2 separate regions of the Homo sapiens genome follow, and region 1 is linked to region 2. A link is a loop called in an ENCODE intact Hi-C map of the cell type or tissue named here. Cell type or tissue: heart right ventricle. All regions are shown on one strand. Links, peaks and the distances in the headings refer to the core of each region. The heading gives the core; the rest is flanking DNA.

Region 1 (8,333 bases), core at 25-8,024, 48 kb after region 2:
GCTAGCGCTGCCGCTTCTGTCATTTCTTCTATAGTTATGTATGTTAGCAAATGCCCCATAAGATCTTTAGCTTCTTAGGCCTTTCCCCTCTCTGCCACCAAGAGGCCAGGTCCTCCCTGCCTGATTTGTGCATATCAGGTCCTCACCAGCCTGAACGTGCCACATCCCCATCTTTGGCCTGATTCTCATTCCCCTTAACTACAGGAGACAATTCTGAGGCCCAGTGGAAGTGTCTGCCATTGAAAGGTCACTTTCGGTTTCGAGATCTCATCACTCTGCACCCTCATGTGACTCTGAACCCTCGCGCTCGCCACACTCCCACTCTTGCCCCACCCCCGCATACAGTTTGGAGGGCTTCTCTCCATAAGCAAAGTCCCAGAGAGACATCTTCCAGGCAGACCCCAGCTATTGCCAGATGTGCTCTACTATGAACATGCATTGAATAAATGAATGAGTGAATGAATGACAGGAAAAATGTGTTTGGAAGAATGAAAAAAAATTTTGTCCCATATTAAAAATTCCCTGTCGTATTCCAAGGAGGACAAATTCTAAGGAGGGACGTCTTTTTCTGAGCAGATGACAGGTGTAACCATATGACAGGAGCAGCCAGAAGACTCAAACTCACCGACCTAACATAAGAGGCGGGGGTGCTGGAGTTGGAGGCAGGACCCGGAAGGGTGAGGGCCAGTGCGATGGGAGGGGAAGGGCAGAGAGGAAATGGACTGACAGGTGCGGGGAGGGCCCGCTGGGAATTTTCATTAAGTGCTGCTGTGAGGTTTGCAGTGTGACCTCTTCGTGTGCCTCTCCACAGAATCTTCAATCATGATTCCTTGAAATTGTTCTGGATTCACTCTTGGGGGACTGCTGAAGGACTGGGTTCTACTTCCAGATGAGCATGGGGAAGGAGCAGAGACTGATCTGGGTAACCAACGAGAGAGATTAGGGAAACAGGCAGACACCGTGGAAGGCAGAGGAGGAGAAGAGGAAGAAGAAAGAGAAGGGAAGGGGGAAAAAGAAGGAGGAAGAGGGAGGAGGGATGAAAGGAAAGGGAAGGAAGAAAGGGAGAACTTTTCAATAGGATGTTTTTTCTTTTTCTTTTTCCTTTTTTCAATAGGAATTTGAGCCTCTGTCCAGGGTGCCTGAGGCATCCAATTTAACAACAACACAATCACATCTCATCTCTCTTAAATATTTTGGGGGCAAGAAAATTTAAGCCCATGTCACCTAAAAAAATAAGTAATCAGATCTGAGGGTCCGAAAATTTGGAAAACATATCTTGAAAACATATCTAGAAGGTGATCAGGATGAGATGTGGAGTGGCATATGTCTTTAATTTTATTTTATCATCCCCTTTGAACTGTGTGTCCTCAGATCTCCCAGTCCCTACAGCAATTCCCTCCAAGTTCCCTGCAAAGAGGATCTAGTCATTTCAGAGGCCTTTCCTCCAACTGGAAATGAGTGATTCCCTTCCTCCATACTGATAAATCATAGGCCTGGCTATTATTTATGAGTTTTACTTCTAAAAAACAGCCTGTGCCTGTGCTTTAGGGCCATGAGCCACCATAAACAAGGAGCATTTCCAATAAACGATCCAAATCCATGTGACAGGCCACAAAATCAGCTCGGTGCCCCAGCTTGGAGCAGCTCTGAGTCACAGTGTGTGCTTGGCCGAGACTTCTGGGAAAGGGGCCTCAGGGAAGCACCTCCCAGTGAGGGAACAAATGAAGGTTTGAGGCAAGGAGGGATGCCACAGCCTGGAGTGCCACTTTGACTTTTGGATCTCTCTCACAAGCCAACACAGAGGGCCTCACCTGCCTAGGACAGAGACTACATGGCTGAAGAAATGGAGCAAGTGGGCAGGTGCAGTGGCTCATCCCAGCACTTTGGGAGGCTGAGGAGGGCAGATCACTTGAGGCCAAGAGTTTGAGACCAGCCTGGCAAACATGGCAAAACTCTGTCTCTACTACAAATACAAAAATTAGCTGGGCGTGGTGGTATGCAGCTACAATCCCAGCTACTCGGGAGGCTGAGGCGTGAAAATCTCTTGAACTCAGGAGGCAGAGGTTGCAGTGAGCTGAGATCGTGCCACCGCACTCCAGCCTGGACAACGATGCAAGGCTCTGTCTCAAAAAAAAAAAAAAAAAGAAACGAAAAGAAAGGAAGGAAAGAAATGAAGAAATGGAATGGAGCAAGTGTTTCCAGAGGCCAGGTGGGGTGGGGTGACATCTGAGGTTCAGGAAGGGCTGTCTGCATCTCAGGCCACTAGGCAGGATTCCTCATAAGACAGACTTCTGGAGGGGTCTGAATCTCAACCCCATGAAAAAATGGTCCAGCCTTGTGCTTTGAACAACTCCAAATAAAGTACCTTCAGATTGCATGGCTATGGGGATACGATGGAGGGGAATCTAATGGAGAGAGGGTGAGGAGATAGGCAACCCTCTCTATTATTCACGTGCCCCCTAACATAGCACCTCCGCCGGGAAGCACCCCAGGTTGATTAGAGGCCATCTGAAAGTTTCACCTGCTTCCAAACTGTGGAGCAGGATCCCAACAAAGAGGGCAGACTCCACTTCCCGCCAGAAAGGACAATCGGGAATTTCTGTGCAGAGCCATTCCCACCATCAGCCCTTTTCTTTTACGTGTTAATCCTCTGCTGCATCGTGTCATGAAAAAATATGAGTGCAAATGACCCAGCTGTAAACTGCCTTGGAAAACAATTAGTATGAAAGCCCAGCTTCATCCCAGGGGGCCAGCTCAGGACTGAAAGTCCCCAGAGCTCCATCTTAATCCTATGGAAACAGCATGGCCAGGAGAGGACGCCAGCTGCAGGCTCTGAATCTTGGAAAAGCAGCTCCTCCTGACTGGTGTCTTCGACAGCCCAGCTGGCAAATGCATAACGATGGCAGCAAAAAAGAACAAGAAGATGCCCAAGCAAAAGTGCCTGCTCTTCCCCTTACCTCTCCCTAAGGCAGGTCATGCCTTTGCAAACAGCAATGTTTGCTGACAGCACAACCAACTGGGCTGCCCTTCATTTGGGAATGGGGGGTGGGTGGAGGGACTGTCTGGGTACCTGGTGTCATGCTGTTGCCCTGGTAGTGCCATGGGTAGGGTGGAAATCACCCTAGGAGAAGCCAGCCAGCTGGGTAACAAGGCAGCCAGCGCATGACCTGAGGGAGCTGAAAGCCCCTGAACTGGGGATCTAGAGGGTGTGCCTGAGATACTCCTGTGGCCCAGAGAGCTTCCTAGCACAGGGGGCCTATCCCTCAGAGTCAGAAAGGTAACTCTTGCCCCTATGCAAAGGAGCATGAGACCTACTGAGCTGGCTAGCAGCCTAGGCCAGGGTGACAGCACCCCCAGCACATCTCCTTTTAAGAAAAAAGGGACCTAAACAGGAAGGGAGCACTGGAGAGAGAGAGAGAGAGAGAAACAGACAGACAGACAGACAGAGAGACAGACAGACAGAGGCGTATTCTGTTATAGGCCAATCATGAGAATCCTCCTATATCCAGCACCTACTATGTGCCAAGCACCATACAAGCACTTGACAACTTCCCTAAGATTTTTCTCCCTGTGACAAGGACAGGAGTGAGGAGAGAGCAGGAAGGTGTGCCCTGTCCCTGATCACAGACACCCCCAACACCCCTGGGTCATCTGGCAAATGCACACACTGGTCTAAAACCTGAGGGAGGAGGCATACGGTCAGTCCATTCTCAGCCCACCCCTCATGTCTTCCCAGAGGAAAACAACCCACAGGAAATTCTCCTGCCTTTCCCACCATTATCTTTTCTCATTCGACAAATATCTACTGAGGATGATCATGTGCCTGGTGTTGGGCCCCAGCTGTGCAGTGGTGGACAATCCAATCAGCTCCCGCCGTGTGGAGCTCCCAGTCTAGAAGGGTGAGGGCGACAACTGCAACCGTTTTAGATTTAGAGAGCGGTGAGTGTTGAAGGAATATGTAGTGAAATGAGAAGCAGAAGGAAAGGGCGATGGGAAGGCTGTTTTGGTCAGAGTGGTCAGGAAAGGCCTCTGAGGAGGTGACCTCTAAGCTGAGACCTGCAGGGTAAGGAGGAACCAGCCCCAGGGGCTGGGGAGAGCTCTAGGGGGACGCATCAGCCTGGGCAAAGTCTTGATGGAGAGCCCCAAGGCTGTGCAAGGAACTGGCCAGTCCACACAAGCGAAGCATCCTGAGCCTGGTGGAAGTACTGGGAGGGGGAATTGGAGAGGAAGGCCGGAGAGTAAATGTGTGGCTCTGTGAGCCACAGGAAGTACAACGGGAAGCTGTTGTAGATTTCTGAACAGGGGAAGGATGTGACAAAATTAAATTTTTAAAAAATCACAGAAAGTGAATGGTGTGGGGGGGAGTGCGGCACAGAGACAGAAGTGGAAGCAGACAGACAAATTGTGAGTGTGTTGTTGTCCAGGCACAAACCAGTCAATATGAGGATGAAACTTGTGAAAAATGGTCAGATCTGGGATATGTTTGAAGGTAGAAAGAACAATACTTACCAGCAGACTGGATCCTAGGGGTGAGAGAGAGAGAGAGAGAGCTCCAGGGAGTGAGAGTGCCAGGGAGAGAGAGAAAGAGAGAGCCAGGATAGCACTTGGACTTTGAAGTGAGCATTTGGGTGGCTGCTGGTGCCATCTCCTGAGATGGGAAGAATCGGTGAAAGGCACCAGGTTTGGAGGAAAAATTAAGTTCTCAAAGTTGGACACATTAAATTCTTGGCCCCTATGCTTCTCCTTGGCCCCTGTGATTCTGCTCCCCAAAACCCAAAACCCCCAAACCCCAGCTCATGACCCAAGGCCATTAGAATATTGTTTGAACCGAGAATCATCCTTCGAAGTAGCCAGCCAGCCTGGAGGAGTCAGCACCTCAAGCAAATCCAAGCCTCAACGTCAAGGTTGGACTGGGTGATTTCCCAGGTTCTTCCTGCTTCTGGTCTTCTGTGCTCTACAATATGATTCACGAGGCTTTGACGGAAGACTAGAGGGGGACTCTGGGCTGGAAGTCAGAAGACCTTTCTGTCTAAGAGTCCCCAGATAAGGGAATTTATCTTTCTGAGCCTCAGTGTCCTAATTCATAAAATGGTACCTTCCTTCAACATTTGTTGGGAAATAAAGCATGGAAAGCATCAAGCATGGTGTAAGGGCTCAAAGATTTGCTCTTATTTTGATGGCACAGCAAGGCACTGCAGAGATTTGCACATTTGTTTCCACTTCCTTAGTAAAAGAAGTGTTAGCAAGTTAGCTAAAAATCCCCTACAGAGCTCTCTTAGAAGGTTGGGGAGTGCATTTTGGCATCACTTGGGGTGGTGAGGTCCCTAGGAATCTCGCTGAGGGCCAGGGAGGTGAAATAGGCAATCACAGGATCTGTTGCGTTTTGAAGATTGAAGGTGGCAAGCTGTGTGCTCCCAGGGTGAGTTCCCAGGGAGAGCAGGGGCCCTTGCTATGGGTCAGGGTGTCGGATGGCATCCTGGAGATGCGGGTGGAGGTAACATATGTGTCCTAGAAACAGGAAACCCTGACAGCTGCAGCCCCTAGACTGAGCCCAGCCTAAAGGAGAAGACTGTCCTCCCTGGAAGAGCCCATGCTGTCCAGGCCTGGAGTACGGAGGGGCCACCTCAGCCGCAGTCCAGCCTCTCCCATCAGAGGGGTGGGGCTAGTGTCCAGCAGCAATGTTCCATAGGAGTGAGACCCAAGGAGCGAAGGGCAGGTTCTACCCAGGCATCTCCATGTTTAACTTCGGATGTTGGCCTGACCCCTCTACCACTGAGGATTGCAGCAGGAAACAATTCCCCTTGGATGGTTCAAAGGAAGCGACTCTAATGAAGCCCTTACTCACAGCAGTGAAGAGACAAGGAGAGGAAATGGCATGGCTGATGCCCAGGAAGAACCAAGAGGGAGAATTCATCCTGCAAGAGCTGCAGTTATGAAGAGATGAATTTTCTCCAGAGATGTGGGAGCATCAGGGAGAAGCAGAGGAAAACACCCCAATTCCCTAGTGAGGGAGAAAAGGTGCAAACAAAGGAGGAGCACCACAGCCCTTCCTTCTCTTCTGGATGCTTTAGTCCCTGGGCTCCTAGAAAATCCAAAGAGAAAGACAGGAAGATATTGGACTTCTTGCTAACAGAAGAGATGAGTGCTGCAAGGACTTTGCAGGGAAATGAGAGATGTGTTCATGGTCACAGCTCATGTCTGGGAAGGAATTCTTACCAGTTACACTGTGTTCTAAACAGTAGAATTACTGACCATAGTCTTACATAACTGGTAGGGGTGCTCCACATACTTGGCCTATAACCGTACTCACATCGTTTTATTAGTAGTCACAGCCTCCTGCCATCCTCTCTGTTTCCCAGACAACATTTAGAATAATTTAAGCCAACATCATGGAGGGGGTCCCCCAACAAGCATAGAATCCCCCCTGGCCAGACCCTGGGAGGTTCTTTCTCCCCCACTGCCTGAGGCCACCCAGAGAGCCGGGAGCCCCAGAGAGCCAGGATCCTGGTGCAAAGCAGGAAGAGAATACAAGCCAGCAGACCCAACTTTCAGGCCAGATTGCAAATGACCAGCACTGTGGCGTCCCCGCAGAGAGGCATAGGCCCCATTCCCCTCTGCAGCCCACGCCGGCCAGGCCCACCCATGTCCTGTGCTGGACTCTGTCCCTGATCAGGCTCCGCTGCAGAGAGCAGACCCCCCATCCCAGAGCACTGCATCCAATAAAGCCAACACTTTCACCCCATGCTCCAAAAACAAACACTGTCCACATTTAGAAGATTAGATTCATATATGCTCAAAATATTCTTCTTTAAAGAATGTTTGGTGCCCCGGCAGCCATTTGTACCTGTGACACTGATTTTTCCCCCATCCTTTTCCTTTCCTCCTGCTCTTCTCTCCTCAGTAATAATATATTGCCTTTTGCTAGAGTAGCTTAGAATTGGAGGAAAAGTTTAGACTCAAGACTTCCTGGTAGGGGCCAGGCACGCTGGCTCACACCAGTAGTCCCAGCATTTGGAGAGGCTGAGGCAGGAGAATCACTTGAGCCCAGGAGTTCAAGACCAGCCTGGGAAACAAAATGAGATCCCCTTCTCTACAAAAAGTTAAAAAAAAAAAATTAGCCAGATGCTGTGGCACACACCAGTAGTCCCAGCTACTCAGGAGGCTGAGGTGGGAGGATCCCTTGAGCTCATGAGCTCAAGGCTGTTGTGAGTTATGACCATGCCGCTGCACCCCAGTCGGGGCAACAGAGTGAGACCCTGTCTATTTTTGAAAAAAGAGAGAGAGATTCCTGGTGGCCTTTCAAATTTAAAAAAAAATTCTTTCTTTGTTAAAACTTATAAAGCTCGCAGGACCCCAAAGCCTGTGGAGCTCCTCTCTCTCTGTGCATGTGGGACAGGCGGCTGCACTCACAGCTTGCCTCCCTGCTGTCCTCCCTGCCTGGGTCATCTGACCCACACGGTTGTCCCCATCCCCAGAAATACTCGACCTCTTGTCATTCACATATGTGAGTGCACTGCATTCTAAATCTTCTGGAACCTTTGTGGTGTTTCCTGTTGCTCTCCCAATAAATTTAAACTTTTCTGGGGAACAAGGACAGCTACATATTAAAAGGCACTAGAGTGTCATGGTTTTAGCAAGGACAATGAGGTCAGACTCACCACTTATCAGTTCCATGACCTTGGGCCTCTGATCTTCTTCTCTGTGTCTTCAGTCTTCCTGTCTCTAAATGGGAGTATTAAGATTACCTACCCTCCTGGGGCTGTTTTAAGGATTAAACATACTGATATATGTAAAGTGCTTAGAACAGTGTTTGGTACAGGGTAAGCAGAGAGTGTGTGTGTGTGTGTGTGTGCGCGCGCGCACGCGTGCGTGCACATGTGCATGCATGCATGTGTACAAGTGTGTGCATGTGTGTGAGATATAGGGTAAGCAGGGTGTGCATCAATGCACACTCATGCACACTACTAACTGTATGCTTCGGTCAAGTTTCTAAACCTCTTCAGCCTTCTCATAAGTAAAATGAAAGAAATGACCCATTCCCAGTGTTACTGTCATAATGTGGGGCAAAGTATGCAAACCAGTGTTGGTATGAGGTGGGCCCTCAATGGAACTCACGGCCTTTCCCCATCCCTCCTTTCACTCTCATCCCTGGCCCCGCTTCAGGAGCATCTGGGGCAGTGACACTCAGGAGTGGGCTGTCAGTAATGTCTAAGCACCTCCCAAGCACAGCCATTTTCCTAAAAACCTTGACTTGACTAATACTCTTTTTTCAAGCAACTACAATGAACCCAACCCTGTGACTTGGAGAGGTTGGACGGCGAGGGAGGGATGAA
Region 2 (8,333 bases), core at 215-8,214:
TCCTTAGGGATCCCTTAGCTCTCTGCTGTTGCCCTATTGTCAATCATTAAAGCTGTATTTTAATTTTAATTCCTTGTTTACTTATTGTCTGCTCCATCTAGAGTTCTTGAGGGATGCACTATATCTCGCTCCCTATTATACAACCAATGCCAAGCCTTTAGTAGGGTCTCAAAAATATTTGCCTAATGAATCTGTAATCCTCACTGGTACTGAGAGAGGAAGGAAAAATGATGGATGCTTCAAAGTCACTTCAGCTTGATCTTGGGATGATTTATTTTCTGCAAATAAATTTTTTTGGCAGAAATATAGAATGAAAGTGCACTTTCTATGCATGTGCCCACTGATAATTCTGCCACTCGGTGTCAGATTTTTTTCTAAAACGGGCCACAAACAAGCCATGATCTTATCTACTTGCATGGGAATAATGGGGAGACAACTATCAGAGCCTTATAGCTGGCCGGAAAATCCAGTGACTCTGAAGGCAGATACAAGAAAGCTCAATCTGATCCACACATATTCACAATACCTGGTGTCCTGGGCATTGGTTGTTTTGGCTGAGTAGCACCCATTTGCCTTATTTCTCACCACAGTTCCTGGCAATCATACGGAACTTAAAAACACAGTCAACATTGACTGCAGTGGAACTGGGAGGTGGGCAGAGACTGGATTTGGGCAGACTGGATTGAATGAAAACTTGCCTAAGATTAGATCTACCTTCAACTTCCCATAGGGACCATTAAAATTCCTATTGATTTAAGCCTGTTTCACCAGTGATATACCTGAAAAGCATATTCATAGGTGTTAGTGGAAAATCCAATGGTCAAGGGCAAGATCAGAGACCCTTGTGCTCTGAGGACAAGTGCTTCTAGAGCAACTAAAGAAACAGACGATGTGAGCCTGGCTTTCCCACACGACAAGTCACACTGGTGCTGCCTCCCATTGGACATGGAGGTGGAGACCTGCGCTCTTAGAGAGATGTGAGCTTTAGACCCTGCTTTGAGAAGACCTAGATGCTACTGGAAAGGCCTCGAGCTGGTCCAGACCCTCTGTGCTGTGGAACTATGTCGCTGGGGTCTGCAGACCCAAGTCCAGCACCATGGACAGACAGTCTAGCATGTCAGCCATGCAGAGGGGCCCCCAGGCAGTGCATAGCCTGGCAGCAAATCTGCCTGCAATGTGATTTTAGTATGAGAGTCAGACTCTTTATAGGCCCAGATGCGAAAAATCCTGAAACATCTAGGCTAATATAAATTGACACTTATGAGTAAATTTATTCATCAATTCTTGTGTCTGGTTCCTCATTTTTTATCTTTTCTTGGTTGACGACAGTGGAACCCTGAAGTTGTTGTTCCTGGAACTGGAATACCCTTCTATTTAAACCATAGATTGGTACAGTTGTTTAACTCAGCCACCCAGGTTGGGAAAACCAATTGGTGTTCTCTCGTTCATGGTCTCAGACCACAAATCTGAACCTATGTGGCTGTCTTACGAAAGGCTGGCCTTGGGCACCAAGCATGGCAGACATGCCCAGGGTCATCACTGCTGCCAACACAACTGAAAACACAGCTTTTACATCAAATATTATTGGGGATGGTCTAAGAAAGCCCTATGTTGGTCCCACAATACCTTCTCTTAGGTTTTTGTTATTGGTGTAATTAACTATTCTGATTTATATATATGAGGTAGGATCTTTGGTCAAGTGCTTTATTGGGACTATCTTTTAACCAGGGTACAAATGGGTTGAATAAATTATTCCCCTCTGCTCTTATTCTCTTCATTTGCCCTTCTTGGGTAAATAGTGGAGAGTTTTCCATTTCTTGGCTTCAGTGACCCCAGTGCTGATGGCCTTCAATCAGGACTCTAAGTTGGACGTCTCCAGAAGTCCAGCTTAGTGTGTCAAGGAGTTGGGTGAAAATGACCTCTTGGATTTCTTAACATCGTTTTAAATGTAACATGATTGAAATCAAATTCATCATATGTAGCATAAAATTAGACTCTCTCAGCATATTCCCTCTCCCTATCAATGTAACCACATCCCAGTCCTCTGACTTCAGTCCAAGTTTTGGAGATAATCCTAGCTCAGCCACTCTCCTATGTCTACTGTCACCAACTCTGCAATATTTCATGTGAAATAGCTCATCTTCTCCTCTCCTCTTAATTCCTCCCGCCACCCTGGTTTATGCCCAGCACAGTTCATGTCTAAATGATGCAGCAGCCCAGCTGCGCTCCCTGGGTCCTACCAACTCTAGCCCATTGTCCTCACTGAGAACAGATCAATTTCTCTAAACCTTCCCTTTATCCTATCATTCCCTGACACTAAAAAAGTCCAGTGTCTTCCTATTGCATCACATTCTAATTCCCGTTAGATTTCAGGACTTCCCATTATGTACTTTATCCCATCTCTTCAAATTCAACAACCTTTTGGCTTATGCTGGTGTAGGAGTTTCTACATTTACTGTATTTCCTTTATTAATCCCTTTACTGTGTCTCCTTGCTAACCATATCACCTAGCACCAAGTCTTTATCCAACAGCCCACATTTGTCCCCACCCCATGACTTTGCCCATGACGACTCCCCACCTAGAATGTTTTTCTTTTCTCTCTTACAACACCTAGCTGCCCCTCCAGGAGGCCCACCCTTTCCATTCTAGTCCCTCAAGTAATCTCCCTCTCCTCTGAGCACCCACAATGCTCATGGTCCATACATAAGCTCACCAAATAACCTGCTATTTCCTATCTGTTCTGCTTATTTTCTTCTCAACCAGACCATAGCCCCCTTGATGGTGAGGACAAGGCTCTTTGTCTGCTCCATAGTGTCTAGAAAAAGGCAGTCCATAAATATTTTTTGAGTCATCAAAGCTGATTTATAACAATTGATTTATAACAACTGCAGAGAGAGCAGGAGACAGAGGGAAAGGAGAATGATGTACAGTCGTGTGTTGCTTAACGATGGGGATATGTTCTGAGACATGCATCATTAGGTGACTTTGCAAACATCACAGAACGTGCTTATACAAATCTAGATGCTATATAGCCTACGTCACACCTAGGCTATAAAGTATAGTCTATTGCTCCCAGGCTACAAACTTGTACGGCATATTACTGTACTGAATACTGTAGGCAGTAATATAGTGGTAAGTATTTGTGTACCTAAATATATCTAAATACAGAAGATGTATGGTAAAAATATGGTATTATAATCTTACGGGACAATCGCCATATATGTGGTCTGCTGTTGTCCAAAACATCATCATGTTGTGCAGGGTTGTAATTCTAGGTCGTCCCCGTAATTATTTGGATCTATTGCTTCTGGTCCTCTGCTGCCCTTCTCCTGAAGATTACTTTACCTGCAGAACTGAACCTCCTGGTCAAACTGTGAGTTTTCTGGCTGCGTCCCCTCCTTCAGCTGGCTGACGTTGAAAAAGGAGAGGGTGTGGTTGACAAAGCCGTGCAGAGTCCCATTGTGACTGTAGGAGTACTGGTACACCAGGCGGGGGATAAAGTCGGAGGTGATCGCAATGACAAAAGCCTGAGGGACAGAACCATAAGCACTGAGTAGCCAGGATTGATGCTAAAAAGGACTGTCCACTCTTAGGCTCCCCATCAGAAGGAGCTGCTCTGACTGATACAGAAGCTCATGCAGCATGATCAGGTCCCTGAGCTCATGCAGCTGAGTCACATGCCTTTTCCATCTTTGATGTGTATAAGTATAATAAGTCCACCAGACAGTGGCTGTCAAAAGAGCACATGTCAACCACTGCAGCAAAGCATGCTAAGTCAATTTGGACCATTTGGTGCTGGAAGGATTAAACCACTTCTGAGATATCTAACATTGCTGTTGAGCAAGCCAAAACAGGGTGCACGCTTTCCTGAAAAAAATTACCTATAGTGATGAGGGTACTACGTAAGTGTAATGGGCAAGGAAATGGAATGCCCATGTACATCTGCCCCTGAGTAGTACCAGAAAGCCAGAAATACCAAGAATATGATTCCACAGTTTGCTTAATTTGACCATTATCTCTCAACACTTTTTAGCATGTCATGTAATAGAAGTTATTCTTGTATCCATTTTACTTAAGAAAACGGAGACACAGTGGAGAAAGAAACAGGTCCTGCTAGGTGGAGCCACACACACCCAACACAGCATCTGGCATGTCTAAGTGCTCTATAAATGTCCATGGAGCAAACCAAATGACAAATGAATGATTGCGTATTTGAACACAGGGGTACTTTCTGCAAAGAAAGTCTTAAATCTTTTTGGCAGGTGTTTATACTGCATCCTGCACCAACAATTAAAGCCCTTTACCAAAATGTAGTTCAGATATTGTTCTCTAAATGTGTATGTGAATGTGAACGGCCAGAACCATATTTGAGAGTGAATAACATCATAATCATAGCTACAACTTACTGGGCACTTGTTATATGTCCTTTCATCATGCCATTTAATTTCCCAAATGATCTTATTTGGTGGGTACTATTATTATCTCCCATTTGACAGATAAGTAAACAAGTCTTAAAGAGGCCAGGGAAGTAAGACTGCACGTCATTTCGTACTGTAGATGGAAAGTGATTAATACTCAGGGCCTCTGTTCTAACAGACACAACTTCAAAGTAGCGGACTGATCTGTTTTCCAACTTGCACCTTATTTCTAAGCCTCGAGATGTGCACTTCCTACATCACAACATTCAAAATGCAGTGGGCTGATTTGCTCTGCCTCACCTCACACCTTCCAGCCATTTTATGTGATCTGGGTAGGAAATCAGGTCAGAGTCAAATCACTGTTTGCCTCCCAAGGGAAAAGGGCTGTGGCTTTCTTTGTGTGCACTGAGCTGGCTGATATGTTCCTGGGAGGTGGGACAGGAGGCCCTTCCTGGCCACTGTCCTTAGAGAATACAGCAGAAAAGGAGCTGGCTGGGGCCCAGCAGGATTTCCTCTGCAGTGTAGACATATCTGGCAAGGGAGTTAAGGAGGTCACCACAGGTGGGACCCTTCTTCTATGTCCTATCTTAACCTACGCAGTGCCAGAGTCCACGGGGATAATTAAGATTTTGCACTGACAACCTGGAGGAACGGTAATTAGGGATTGTAGCCTGGGCAATGCTCCAGGTATTGTTTAACTCAGGAGTAGAGTAAGAAAGGAAAGAGATGAATAGATATGTGGAATTCTTTCCTCATTATTCTTGGCTCCAAGGAAAGATCTGATTTTGACCGTCAGGGCCAAGGTATGCATTCTGATGGATAATTACCTTTCTTTCTCTTTGTGAAATTAAAATTAAACCTACACAGCCTCAGCGACAGCATGATGGGTTACAAGGCATTTGTGAGCTGTTAACCAGAGCACTGTCACCAATAAAGCTACAAATGGAAAAGGCTGGGAGGTGCAAGGGCTGGCTTCCCACTTTGAAGACCTCAGCTTCTCTGGAAGCCCTTCCCACAGAGCGAGTGTGTCATGAATGCAAGTACTTACGTTGCTGATAACAGAGAACTTGCCAATTCCAGAGAGAATGTCAAACCAGATTCCTACAAGACAGAAAAGACAGCGTCTGGCTCACTCCCGCCCTCGGCCCAGTGATGACAACGCTGAAGCTCCAGGTGATGTTTTGCAGGTGAACTACGGAGCAGCTTTGCTGGGCCCCCCCAGAATGGGCTTGTCTGGAAAGGCTTAGGTAGCCCCCCCATCTGGAAGCTCAGATCACAAGTGGGGGTGGATAAAGCGGTCTCAGAAGGCGTCCCTGCACTTCAGGATATGAGGATGAGGGACCCAAAGGGAAGAGGGGCTTTCCCAGCCCTCTTGATTCCTGGTGTGGTGTGACTGTGGCCAGAGGGGACAGAATGGCAGAAGGATGGGCCTGGTGGGGCCTCTAAGTGGGGCACGTACCGATATCTTTGGTTCTTACAGCATCCGGCCGTCTCAGCTCTGTAACAAACTTCTTTGCATCGAGCCGCACTTCAATGACGTTGTTGAGGAGGGCAAACACAGGTGCCAGGGGAAAGGAGGCCACGAAGAGGGTGACAAAACCAAACTGGATGACTGCGAGAGAGCACAGCATGAGGGCTTCAGCAGGAACAAGCAGGACTCAGGTCCCTTCTGGCTTGCAGCTACAGCCCCTTGTCCTTTCTGCCTTGGGTATCTTTCCCATATGGGGTAATTTTTAGTCTCCCTTTTCCTCCTGTGTCACATACACGGTATTTCTTTCTAAGTACCTGCAGGCCTGTTGGTCAATGCCATCACTTGGGAGCAAAGCTCTGGATTAGGCATGGTGGGGAGATACAAGAAAAAAAAGTCTTAATTGCTTCCTTTACCCTTTACTGCCAGTCACTAATCCTACTGATCTAACTCAGGGTTTGGTAAACTTTTTTAGTAAAAGGCCAGATCATAATAAACATTTTTGGATTTGCAGGCCATATGGTTTTGTCACAACGACTCAACTCTGCCATTATACAGTAAAAACAGCTATAGACAGCACATCAACAAGTGGGCTTGGCTGAGTTCCAATAAAACTTTATTTACAAAAGCAATATATAAAGTGACTAGGTTTGGCCCACGGGCCACAGTTTGCCTTCCCTTGAAATAGCTTTAAAAACCACCTCCCAGATTTGGACTCTTCTTTCCATGTCTACAGTCACTGCCTTTGTTTAGAAAGTTTATTCATCCATCACGCATTTATGGAGAGCATTTATAAATGTCAGGCCCTGTACCAAGTATTTAAGAAGGCAAAGGTCTGTTCTGGCCTGCAAGAAGCTGGGTTTGAAAGTGGAGAGTTAAGTGTAGGCAAACATGTGCAACAAGGTTTTATGTATGCCAAGAGAGAATAAAGAATGTACTAGTGATAGAGAAGGCCCAAATGGAGAGGAACGTACATTGTTCAGGGCAGGGACTGAATGGGTCTCCATGTAGAGTCCCTCAGCACAGTCTGGAAAGATGGGCATGCAGTTTTCTTGAGGATTAAGTCAAAGAGACCTTCTAAGCTATGGAAGCAGTGTGAGCAAAAGCATGGTGGCACAGCCCATGCCCATGAGACAGCTGGAAAGAGTCCAGCCCTACCTGGACCATTGCAACAGCCTCCTGACGGGGTTTCTTGTCACCATTCTCCCAGGATGCTAGAGTCTATCCAGCACACAGCCCCTCTCACCTGATTCTGTTATCTACCTGCTTATAAAAATTCCTGTTGGCTCCACTCTGTTCACTGAATATAATCCAAAGTCCCTACCGGTGCATACAGGTGCTTTATAATCTGCCTCCAATCTGCCTCCCTAGCTTCATCTCCTAGCATCTCCCCAGCAACGACCATGGTCCTGCCTTCTCACCCTCCTAATTGTCCCCTGCCACATTAGTTCTTTCCACTCATTTGTGCATAAGCATACACTCTGGCTGGCAAGCTTCTATGCATCCCTGGGATCACTCAAATGCCACCTCCTTGGTGAAGCCCCATCCCTCCTCCTCTGGACCCCACCACCCTGTGTTCAGGCTTCTGTTGCAGCCATCACTGTGTGCTTCTGTGATTGACTTGCTCACACATCTTTATTTCCCACTGAGAAGGCAAGGCCTCCGTCCCTTCTAGGGGTTCAGTACATATTTGCTGATGGAAACACAACCCAGAGTCCAGGAAAGTTACAATGTAGTAGGACTCCCCTACATACTAAGGGCAAATTATTAAACTTTCTGTGCTTCAGGTACTTCAACTGTAAATTGAAGATAATAGTAATACCCACCCAATAGGGTTCCCAGAAGGGTAAATGATATTACATACAAAATATGTACAATGTACATACAATGTACAATATGTACAATGTTGGATACATAATAACTGTTTAATAAATGGTATCTTTTATGTGTAATTTTATTCTTATTGGAATAAATATCAACATGTACAGATGACTGCAATGTATACTGTATACTTATATGCTAAACAGACACAAACTTAAGGTTTAAGCACTGAATGAGAGAGACCCGACTTCTAGACCTGGATATGCTTCTAACTAGAGGTATGATTTTGGCCAAGCCTGTTTGTTTCAATGGGCATCAGCAACCTCATTGATAAATTGAAGGGACCGGTTTAAATTGCCTCCAACTCTGATTTGCTGTGATGCTATGGTTCGCATTGTCTTAGACAAGCTTCGTGAGTCTAGAATATTCAAATGAAGAATGAAAAAACTGACACAAATGGGAAAAAAATTCTGTTTCTACAGAGGGATAAGAGCAACCACAATAGAAGTTTCAGGAAAGGGAACAGGCATGGAACTTTCCCCAGCCCAACTGCTTTTGATTTGGCAGTTTGCTCAGCCCACAGTTGTGGGTCACTGTTCTTGCTGATTCAACCCTGTCCACTGCC

What was found. Hi-C counts contacts between places; a loop is a spot of excess contacts. Peaks named below come from ENCODE experiments on the same cell type or tissue, not always from the same donor. Only the 100,000 strongest peaks of a DNase experiment are listed, where the experiment ranks them.
Region 1: a loop joins it to region 2, with 2.7 times the contacts of the local background. A loop is called at or near these places in 2 of 110 quality-filtered maps.

What each region holds. Positions count from the first base shown.
Region 1 is chr12:5,620,837-5,629,169 of GRCh38, forward strand. The region is part of intron 16 of ANO2 (anoctamin 2); the gene reads right to left. Among named protein-coding and RNA genes, the nearest start is that of NTF3, 190 kb to the left of the region's middle. In heart right ventricle, for the core only: no CTCF peak of the experiment used is centred there; a DNase peak (open chromatin) is centred at 4,245; H3K27ac peaks cover 981 bases.
Region 2 is chr12:5,572,488-5,580,820 of GRCh38, forward strand. It overlaps ANO2 (anoctamin 2), which reads right to left. Exons shown (of 25, transcript NM_001364791.2): 21 at 5,879-6,031; 22 at 5,468-5,520; 23 at 3,347-3,528. Among named protein-coding and RNA genes, the nearest start is that of NTF3, 140 kb to the left of the region's middle. RefSeq lists an enhancer at 1-236. In heart right ventricle, for the core only: no CTCF peak of the experiment used is centred there; a DNase peak (open chromatin) is centred at 4,904; H3K27ac peaks cover 2,904 bases; H3K27me3 peaks cover 474 bases.